2 separate regions of the Homo sapiens genome follow, and region 2 is linked to region 1. A link is a contact called in ENCODE Hi-C or POLR2A ChIA-PET data. All regions are on one chromosome and are shown on one strand. The core of a region is the stretch at or near the end of the contact, and the rest is flanking DNA. Distances in the headings are between cores, read along the strand shown. Region 1 holds the start of NDUFV3 (NADH:ubiquinone oxidoreductase subunit V3). Region 2 holds the start of LINC00205 (long intergenic non-protein coding RNA 205).

Region 1 (6,608 bases), core at 1,346-3,845:
GAAAGACTCTGGGCAGAGAGTTAACTGGAGGAACAGCCTCTGCTGTCGGAAAAATCTAGTCTACTATTTTCTAGCTGATTGGAAAATACAATAATGTATTTGGCCTCTGCTTTTTTTATTTTAATGCAGCACCTTATATTTGCTTCTTGCACTTGGCCCTGTCCTTTCTCTTTGGCCAAACACAGTTTAGGCCACAGTTACCTCCCAACCAGGCTGCATAGGCTTCCCAGCCTTCCTGCTCCCTCTAGTCTTAGGCACTGGCCTCACACATGGTTGCCCTAGTTACCTTTCGAGGCCCTAATCACTTCCTTCAAAAACCATCAAGATGGCTAAGCATAGTGGCTCATGGCTGTAATCCCAGCACTTTGGGAGGCCGATGCAGGCAGATCACTTGAGGTCAAGAGTTACAAACCAGCCTGACCAACATGGTGAAACACTATCTCTACTAAAAATACAAAAATTAGATGGGCATGGTGGCGGCGCCTGTAATCCCAGCTACTGGGGAGGCTGAGGCAAGAGAATCACTTGAACCCAGGAGGCGGAGGTTGCAGTAAGCCGAGATTGCCCCTGCGCCACTGCACTCTAGCCTGGGCAACAGAGTGAGATTCTGTCTCAAAAAAAAAAAAAAAATCAAGATGGTTCATGCCCCCTCAACCATAGGTACCCCACCTTTACCAACCTGGCCGGTGACCACGCCAGAGGAGGTCTTTTCTTTTTGTTTCTTCTTGAGTGTTGCAACTCCAGCAAGATGTCAACATCTGCCGCATGTGCCCGCTGGTGGTGGTGTGGAAGTGGGGAGCTCCAGGTCCATGAAGGAGGGTGACGTGGATCTTCCAATTCCAGATCAGGATCCCCAAATTTGTTACTAAGCTGTGAATTATTAAGCACACCTCACAAAGGCGAGCATGACCTTTTCCCTGGACACAACAGAATGAGCCTAGTGGTGAAGAAAAAAAAAATCTGGCCGGGTGTAGTGGCTCACGCCTGTAACCCCAGCACTTTGGGAGGCCGAGGCGGGCGATCATTTGAGGTCAGGAGTTCGAGACCAGTCTGGCCAACATGGTGAAACCCCGTCGCTACTAAAAATACAAAAATTAGCCGGGCGTGGTGGCTCATGCCTGTTGTCCCAGCTACTCAGGAGGCTGAGGGAGGAGAATCGCTTGAACCTAGGAAGTGGAGCTTGCAGTGAGCCTAGATTGTGCCACTGTACTCCAGCCTGGGCAACAGAGCAAGACTCTGTCTCAAAAAAAAAAATTTAGGCCAGGCACAGTGGCTCACACCTGTAATCCCAGGGCTTTGGGAGGCCGAGACGGGTGGATCACGAGGTCAGGAGATGGAGACCATCCTGGCTAACACGGTGAAACCCTGTCTCTACTAAAAATTACAAAAATTTAGCCGGGCGTGGTGGCGGGTGCCTGTAGTCCCAGCTACTCGGGAGGCTGAGGCAAGAGAATGGCGTGAACCCGGGAGGCGGAGCTTGCAATGAGCCAAGATGGCGCCACTGCACGCCAGCCTGGGCTACAGAGCAAGACTCCGTCTCAAAAAAAAAAAAAAAATTTAAACAAAAAAAAAATCTTTTGGCATTTTTTTTTCTCCCTTTAGGGACAAAGGATCCCTTCTCATGATTATCCTAAGATCTAAGGTTATTCTTTTTGCCTCCCAGGGTGGATGGTGGCAGATGCCCTTGCATTTACTTGATAGCAGACTCCTCTTTGATAAAGGCCTTTGATAAAGGCCTCATTCCGCCAGTTTATCTTGCCACCTCAATGAATCGCTAGCTGTGTCAGGAATCCCTACACAATCCATTTAAATGACTGTGGCAGGGCCTCTTCCCCTGTGGAAGCTGAAGGTGGCACGTCCATCTCCGATGAAATGCGAATGGGGCTCTGGGCACGCGGCGGAAGGCAGAGAAGAGGCAGAGAAAGAAGCTAATAACTAATTACACCGACTCCACAATTACGACTAACGTTGGGGACGAACTCTTTGCTAAATAAACATTTAGGTGAAACAAAGCTTCCATTTCCAATCGGCCTAACTCTGGTATTAGCGTTGGCAGGGGCCATGCAGGAGGGGCAGTGAGCAGTGGTGGCCGCGTTGCCGACAGAGGGTGAGGGAGCTGGGCGCGTGGTGTGGGCGCCGAGGTCCCGAGCTGAAGAGCTTTAAAACCTCTCAAAACACAGAACTATCAATCAAGTAGGACCAGACTGTGCCCCCAGGGAAGGTCGCAGATTTAAGGCTGCGAGGACAAGGGCAAAGAAGTGCGAAGCGTTCGGGTGGACATGCAAGCCGGCCCAGCGCAGACGCCTGAGAGGGGTGCCCAGCAGCCCCCGCAGGTCTCCGCCGCGCCCCCGCCACAGCGCCCAGGCGCCCGCAGGGCACAGGGATCGGCACCAGCCGGTGACGTGTCCCTCACGCTGCTGCCTGTGATTGGTGGTCCCGATCCGGGGCGTGGCCCCAAGGGAGGCACTTAGCCCTACTGGGGATGCGCGCGCAGACCCACGGCCTCTGCTCCGCCCCCAGCTGGCCTGTAATTGGCGCAGTCGGCCCAAGGGGCGGCTGTTCAGGCGCGGGTGCGCGCGCAGCTGCTGTGGCCCTGCTTGGTGCGCCCGCTGTCACCGCCATGGCTGCCCCGTGTTTGCTGCGGCAAGGACGAGCCGGGGCGCTGAAGGTAAAGGAGGAGCCAGCCTGGGCTGGCTGCGCGGCCCCGAGCCTACGTAGGGGATGGGGTGAGGGGGCGCGGTGCTGGTCAGGTCCGGGCCTGTCCGCGACCTCTAGCCGTCCTAGTTGGGCCGCTGACCCCGCTCCCTGGGCCCAGGACTGACCGCCACGGGGCCAGGCCCGGATGTGGCCAGCGAGCGTCCCGCGGTTCCCCCGAGCCGGTCCGCCGCCGCCGCTGCCCGAGGCCCAGGCCGAGGCTGGCGTGCCCCGTGCCGACGGGCGCTCCCGAGGGCTGCATGCCTGGGCGGCAGACTCGGGTGGACGTTCCCAGGTGATGCTGCCGCGCGGCTGGGGTCAGCCGCTGTGCGGCTCCCGCACGGCTTCTCTGAAGGACAGTGACTTCTCCATTTAGCCAAGAGAGGAAATGAGGGAACTTTCAGGGACCTGGTTAACTTGGTAACTTACTGACAGCCGTTGAGAAGCCAGCTGACATGACCTGACCTGTGAAAAGGAGAAGAAGGGCTTTCTTTTCGGCAAATAAAAAGCTAAGGCCAAGGCCGGGCGCGGACACTTTGGGATTTTGCCTGTAATCCCAGTACTTTGGAAGGCCGAGCCAGGCGGATCGCTTGAGTTCAGGAGTTCGAGACTAGCCTGGCCAACATGTCGAAACCCCGTCTCTAAAAAATACAAAAAATTAGTCTGGCGTGGTGGTGCATTCCTGTAATCCCAGCTACTCGGGAGGCTGAGGTGGGAGGATCCCATGAACCCGGGACGCGGAGGTTGCAGTGAGCCGAGATCATACCACTGCACTCCAGCCTGGGGGACAGAATAAATAAATAAATAAAATAAGGCTAAGACCACTTCACTCTCTTACAAATTTTAAAATGGCTGTTATTACAAAAGCAGTAACTATTCCCTGCAGAATATATATGCGTGTGTGTATATATATATATAAATACATATTATATATATTATATATAAATATATATTATATATATATTTATATAATATGTAAATATATATTATATATTTATATAATATATAATATATTATATAAATATATATTATATAATATATATAATATGTTTATATAAATATATATTATATATTTATATATTTATATAATATATAATATATATTTATATATTATATATAATATATATCATAATATAATATATAATATATATATATTTTTTTTTGAGACAGAGCCTCACTCTGTTGCCCAGGCCCAGGCTGGAGTGCAATGGCACCATCTCAACTCCCTGCAACTTCTGCCCCCTGGGATTAAGCGACTCTCGTGCCTCAGCCTGCAGAATAATTTAAAAGTACAGATAGGGAAATTCATTGACAGTCTACCATTACTCCTTCAAGCATCTAGTTCCTAACGATTTCTATCAGCTTTTATATGTTCACATAAGCACATGTACTCATGCTTACAATCATGAACATACACGTTTTCATGTTTATATGTGCACATACAGGCACCTCTGTTCTGTATCCAGCATCTAGAACATTGTACTGTCTAGCACTTAATAGGCCTTAGTGAGTATATGCTGAGTGAGTTGGCATAATATAAAATATCACATTTATATTGTAGACACTTTTGAAGCAGTTTTTATATACCTACATCATTTTAGTGGCCAGATAGTATTTCTTCTACTCTATTTTCTAAGGATAAGAAAACATTTTACAGAAAGAAACATAGGGCCTGGCAGGTGGCTCATGCCTGTAATCCCAGTACTTTGGGAGGCCAAGACAGGTGGATCATTTGAGGTCAGGCATTCGAGACCAACATGGTGAAACCCCATCTCTACTAAAAATACAAGAAGAGCCAAGCGCGGTAGCTCACACCTGTAATGCCAGTACTTTGAGAAGCCAAGGTGGGTGGATAACCTGAGGCCAGGAACTCGAGACCAACCTGATCAACATGGTGAAACCCCGTCTCTACTAAATACAAAAACTTGGCCGGGCATGGTGATGCATGCCTGTAATCCCAGCTACTTGGGTGGCTGAGACAGGAGAATTGCTTGAACCCACGAGGCGGAGATTGTAGTGAGCCGAGGTTGCGCCACTGTGCTCCAGCCAGGGTGACAGAGCAAGACTCCATCTCAAAAAACAAAATACAAAAACATTAGCCAGGTGCGGTGGTGCACACCTGTAATTCCAGCTACTTGGGAGGCTGAGGCAAGAGAATCGCTGGAACCCAGGAGGCGGAGGTTGCAGTGAGCCAAGATTGAGCCACTGCACTCCAGCCTGGGAGTCAGAGTGAGACCCTGTCTCCAAAAAAAAAAAAAAGAAAAGAAAAAAGAAGAAACGTGGTATTTTGTAGGTTAATAAATAATTGGAGACTACAAAAAAAATGCACTGGAGAACGTCTGGTTGAAGTTTTATTAAACCAAATATTAATAGTGATTGTCCTTGAACTCGGGTGTTTTCTTCTTGCAGCCTTTTTGTATTTTACAAAATGTCCATAATATACATACATTATGAAAACTGTAATAACCATTAGAAGTATACCATGTGAATGTTTTGCACTTACATGTAGTGGTAATATGTAATATTCATATGCACGGTACCTACATGCACACAATCCCAGCACTTTGGTTGTTTTTCTTTTTTTTTTTTTTTTCCTGAGACAGTCTCACTCTGTTGTCCAGGCTGGAGTGCAGTGGCGTGATCTCAGCTCACTGCAACCTCCACCTCCTGAGTCTAAGCAATTCTCCTGCCTCAGCCTCTGCAGTACCTGGAACTACAGGCATGCACCACCGTGCCTGGCTAAATTTTTTTTTTTTTTTTTTTTTTTGCGACAGAGTCTTGCTCTGTCGCCCAGGCTAGAGTGCAGTGGCACGATCTTGGCTCACTGCAAGCTTCACCTCCTGGGTCCACGCCATTCTCCTGCCTCAGCCTCCCAAGTAGCTGGGACTACAGGCACCCGCCACCATGCCCGGCTAATTTTTTGTATTTTTAGTAGAGACGGGGTTTCACCGTGTTAGCCAGGATAGTCTCGATCTCCTGACCTCATGATCCACACGCCTCGGCCTCCCAAAGTGCTAGGATTACAGTCGCACCGCGCCCGGCCTTTTTTTTGTATTTTTAGTAGAGACGGGGTTGTCCAGGCTGGTCTCAGAACTCCTGACCTCAAGTGATCCGCCCACCTCAGCCTCCCAAAGTGCTGGGATTATAGGTGTAAGCCACCGCACCTGGCCAATCCCAGCACTTCAGGAGGCCGGGGCTTCAGGATCGCTTGAGGCCAGGAGTTTGAGGAAGCCAGGAGTTTGAGACCAACCTGGGCCACGTAGCCAGATCTCGTCTCTATAAAAAATAAAAAATATTAGCCAGGCATGGTAGTATGTGCCTGTAGTCCTGGCTATGTCAGAGTATCGCTTGGACCCAGGAGTTGAAGGCTGCAGTGAGCCATGATTGTGCCACTGCACTCCAGCCTGGACGACTGAGAGAGACCCCTGACTCAAAAAATATATATATATATTCATATATAGTACCAGCTATTATAATGGCATTACTCTAAACATCCATATTCATTAATTCTTTTGTCAGACTATGCTCCAGGAAGCCCAGGTGTTTCGAGGACTTGCTTCTACGGTTTCTTTGTCTGCGGAATCAGGGAAGAGTGAAAAGGGTCAGCCACAGAATTCCAAGAAGCAAAGTCCACCAAAAAGTAAGATTTTGATGGTAGTCATAAGGGAAAGAGAATGCAAAAAGAAAATAGATTAGTCAGCCTTCGAAGCACGACAGTGAGTTTTACTAGCTACGTAATTTATGCTTCTTCCTTTTCAGCAGTGTCCAGATTATACAAGACACAAGATCTATAACAGATTTTAGACCAAACATTTCAGTCATGTCGTAGTCTTTGACTGAATATTTAGCCCTGAAATGGTTTTTCCTGTATTTTCTAAATGCCAAACCCCAACCTGAAGTGAGTGATGCCTTGG
Region 2 (4,141 bases), core at 1-2,500, 2.4 Mb after region 1:
GCCCAGGCCTGCGAACGCCACGAGGGGCCGTGCACACCTCTGCGTCCAGGCCCCTCCCGGGGTCCGCTTGGAGATCCCACAGCCACAGGGCGGCCGCGAAGCTCGTCTTGGCCCTGAGAATTCACTGCGGAGCGCCCGCCCGGCACTGACTCCCGGCTCCGCACACCCAGGCCTGGACCCGTGTCACTTGCAGGGGCCTCCGGAGCCAGCCCACGCTCAGCCTGAGCAACCCGGCCCCCTTCCTGGGCTCCCGAGGCTGCGCCCCGGGCCTCGCAGACGACCCCGCCTGCAGACCCGGGCCGCAGTGACGCAGCCTCGACTACAGCCAACCCGCTGGCCCGACCCTGCCCCCAGCCCCCGCCCCATCCCATCCCCCAGACTCCAGCCCGGCCCCGGCCCCTGCCCCTGCCCCTGCCCCTGTCCCGTCCCCGTCCCATCCTTCTTGGCCCCGGCTCCCGCCCCGCCCCCATCCCATCCCTCGGGCCCCCGTTCCTGCCCCCATCCCATCCCACCCCTCCTGGCCCTAGCCCCTGCCCCGCCCCCATCCCATCCCATCACCCTGGCCCCTGCCCCGCCCCCATCCCATCCCATCGCCCTGATCCCTGCCCCGCCCCCATCCCATCCCTCCTGGCCCCTGCCCCCTGCCCCTATACCATCACCCTGGCCCCTTACTCCGCCACATTCCTTGCCCCAGAACCCTGACCCCATCCCATTCCCCTGACCCCTGCCCCCTGACCCCGCTCCATCCCATCCCCCTGGCCCCTGCCCCATAACTCCGCTCCATTCCATCTCCCTGGCCCCGGACCACCCTCCATCCCGTGGGCCTGCCCCTGACCCCATCCCATCTCCCTGGCCCCTGACCCCGCCCCGCCCCCATCCCATCCTCTGACCCTGCCCGGTCCTGGAACCCCAGCGTTGGCACCGTGGACGCGCGTTTACCGTCTGCGGGAAGCCGCCCCCGACAGAATATCGGCCGCCGATTGTCCGGGCCAGAACTCCTGGCCGGAGGCAGAAGCCGGAGGCCAGGACACTGCCCCCAGCAGCAGGAAGACGAAGCTGAGTGTCGCCATGGCCCCGGGCGGCCACGCACTTCCGGCGGCCGCGCCCCGCCCCGGAACCACGCCCCGCCCCCGTGAAATGCGTTCCCAGTAGCCACGGCAACGCCCAGCTCCGCCCTCCCCGCGCATGCGTTATGCGCCATCACCGGCAAGCAGGGGCGGGAGGGGGAACTGCGCGTGCGCAGAGTCTCCGCCCTCCTGACCGCAGCGGCTAGAGGTTCCATTGCAGACCCGGAGGCCGTGGCTGTGGTTCGCGGCGGTGCTGTCGCGGGCGCCCTGGCGCAGCCCACGCAGGGGCTCCTGAGGGTCCGCGAGGCCGGGAGGTCCGGGGGTCGGGAGGTCCCGGGGTCGGGAAGTCGGTGGACCCTGCAGGCCAGTGGGGAGGGTACGCGAGACTGGGGGCCGGGAGGGCTGACGGCTGGTGGCGCGGGGCGGGTCCGTGGGGAGGAGGCCCGGGGCTGGTAGGGGCGGGAGGGCTGGACGGCGGGGGCGGGGCGGAGGAGGGGGTCCGTAGACGGGGTCGGCGCCGGGTGCTCTCGCCCCTCTGGAGCTGGGGTCGGGGCGGGAGCCGCGCATGAGAGCCTGGGTTTCTAGTCGGGGGGCGCCGTCGAGCTCCACACCTGCGGCCTCCTGGGTGCCCCCAACCCTGGAGCCCCGGCGAGGGGGCACCCGGGCTGAGGCCTGGCCCTCCAAGGAGCCCTGGAGGGACTGTGCTGCTAGGGCGCGGGGCTCGATGGGGTGATCTGGAGACCTGGGGGGATCCGGGGCTGCCGCCCCTGCGCTGCCAACCTCCCACCCCGCCCCTTCTGCGAGGCGTTATTAAAGGTCTGGTTTCGGGAGCCAGGTGCGTGCCCGCCGCCGCCGCTCCCCGCAGCCTCCAGGCAGCTCCCGCTGTTCCCCGAGGGCACCAGCACTGGCCGACCGACCTGGCTTGGGGCGCGGCGCTGGCAAACCCGGCCTTCTGAGGGGACGCCACGCTGACTCTAGTGCAGGCAGCCCCCAAAACGGTATAATTGGACGAATTTCTTGAAGGATGCCAGTTACCAAAAAAGAAAATACTAATGCTTATTATCTGTTAAATTTGAGATCAATTTGTTATCAAATTTTCTCACACAGAAAATTCCAGGCCCAGAGGGCCAAGCTGGTGAATCCTACTTAGAGAAGAAATAATAGGAATCCAGCCACTCAGACGATGGACGAGGAGGGGCACTTCCCTGCTCGATGTATGGGCCAGCATTGCCTTGATAGCAAAGTCAGACATCACCAGACAGTAGAACCACAGACCAATGTCTTTCATGAACCAAGACACAGCATTTAAAAAAATTAGCAAATGGAATTTATATCTGCCTATTGTTTACAAAAAAAGCCAAACTTTGTAAAATACTTGAAGAGATTTATTCTGAGCCAAATATGACCCATGACACAGCCTCAGGACGTCCTGAGAACTTGGCCCAAGGCGGTTGTTTTACTGCTTGGTTTTATTCATTTCAGGGAGACATAAGACATCAGTCAGTACATGTGAGGTGTGCATTGGATTGATCCAGAAAGTCAGGACGACTCCAAGTGGAAAGGCCTCCAGGTAATAGGTGGATTCAAAGATGTTTCTGATTGGCAGTTGGTTGAAAGAAGTTACTATCTGAAGGCTTGGAATCAATAGAAAGGAGTGTCTGGGTTAAGAGAAGGGGCTGTGGAGACCGAGGTCCTTATTATGTGGATGAAATCTCATAGGTGTCCGCCCTCAGAGGCAATACATGGCAAATGTTTCCTATTCAGACCTTCAAAAGGCACTAGACTCTCAGCCAGTCTCCTCAGGATCAGAAAAAGAGCTGGAAAGGGAAGGGGAGTCTACAGAATATGAATTTCCCCACAAGACACCGCTTTGCGGGGCCATTTCAAAATTTGTCAAAGAGATATATTTTGGGGTAAAATACATTGATACTTTGAGGGCCTGTTGTCACGTGATGCTATACCAGCGTCAGATTGGAACTTGGTGTCTTGCTGCTATGGAGTCTGCTGTCAGTCTGGTCAGCTGCACCTGAACTCCAAAGGGAGGTGGGTATAATGAGCCATGTCCAATCCCCGTCCCTTCCTGGCCTGAGCTCATTTTTCAGGTTCTTCAGAATCCCCCTGGTGGAGATGAGGGATCCATTCAGTGGGTTGGGGAAGCTTAGAGTTTTATTTTTGATTTACACTATGTGAAGCAGAAATTAAAATACTGTAACCCTGATAGGGTTATTTTAAAGCTGCAGGAATCAAGGCAGGTTGCCGTGGGTAAGAGGATAGACAGGCAGGTCATGTAGCAGGACGAGCTGCGGACAAAACCCCTCAGACACCAGGTTAAGGAAGGATTTGGCTTTATTCGGCCGGGAGCTTCGGCAGACTCGCGTCTCAAGAACCGAGCTCCCCGAAAACAGAGTTCCTGGCCCTTTTAAGGGCTTACACCTCTAAGGGGTCCACGTGAAAGGGTCGTGATAGATTGAGATCACATGTGGTTAGAGTGGGAGGGGGGGTAATCTTTTAACCTCAGGCCTGGTCATCGGTGGCACCGGCTGGTCTTGCTGCTGACTTCATTCCTGTTGTTTTTCAACTTTTACTTCATCCTTCTCTTCAGAGACAGGAGACAGTAAAAGAAATGGCCTCTCTCCTCTGTCAGAGTGGAGTCCCGAGCTCCCAGAAATGCCACATGATGGACAAACGCTTGGGGGAAAAAAAAAAAAAAGGAGACCTCAGTCGGACACAAAAGCAGGAGCTTTAAAAGAAAAAATAAGAGATAAGTTGAACTTCACCAAAAAATAAGCGTTTCTGGTCTTTGAAAGACACTTAAAATGAAAAGGCAAGCCATCGATGGGGAAAATACTCAGAATAATGGATCTGACAGAGGGCTGTATCTAGAATATATGAAGATATTTTAAAATCCAGTAATTTGACATAAAGATGGTAGCCAGCCTGACACACAAAGGAACCCGAATGGCCAATGGACAGGAAGGGAACCCGTATGGCCGATGGACAGAAAGGGAAGTGAACGTGAACATCTCATTGGGGATGCCGTTATCACCACTGGAATAGTCAAAAACATGGACACC

Evidence for each region. Hi-C counts contacts between places; a loop is a spot of excess contacts on that map. ChIA-PET counts read pairs that join two places held with the same protein, here RNA polymerase II (POLR2A). Pooled maps may share reads with other maps.
Region 2: a loop to region 1 is called in a map of CD4-positive, alpha-beta T cell, with 18 times the contacts of the local background. The contact joins the promoter of LINC00205 here to the promoter of NDUFV3 in region 1. A Hi-C loop is called at or near these places in 1 of 168 maps with a recorded cell type or tissue (CD4-positive, alpha-beta T cell) and 6 of 50 pooled maps. POLR2A ChIA-PET finds 5 or more read pairs at or near these places in 1 of 52 experiments (CD8-positive, alpha-beta memory T cell).

The regions. Positions count from the first base shown.
Region 1 is chr21:42,890,714-42,897,321 of GRCh38, forward strand. NDUFV3 (NADH:ubiquinone oxidoreductase subunit V3) reads left to right here and starts at 2,596. Exons shown (of 4, transcript NM_021075.4): 1 at 2,596-2,668; 2 at 6,214-6,334. The coding sequence starts at 2,621. It also overlaps a transcript of WDR4 not described here. RefSeq lists silencers at 2,083-2,382, 2,723-2,972.
Region 2 is chr21:45,286,802-45,290,942 of GRCh38, forward strand. LINC00205 (long intergenic non-protein coding RNA 205) reads left to right here and starts at 1,251. Exons shown (of 3, transcript NR_026943.1): 1 at 1,251-1,443; 2 at 2,550-2,637; 3 at 3,670-4,141. It overlaps POFUT2 (protein O-fucosyltransferase 2), which reads right to left and starts at 1,094. Exons shown (of 9, transcript NM_133635.6): 1 at 940-1,094. The coding sequence starts at 1,070. RefSeq lists a silencer at 1,021-1,550 and an enhancer at 1,705-2,435.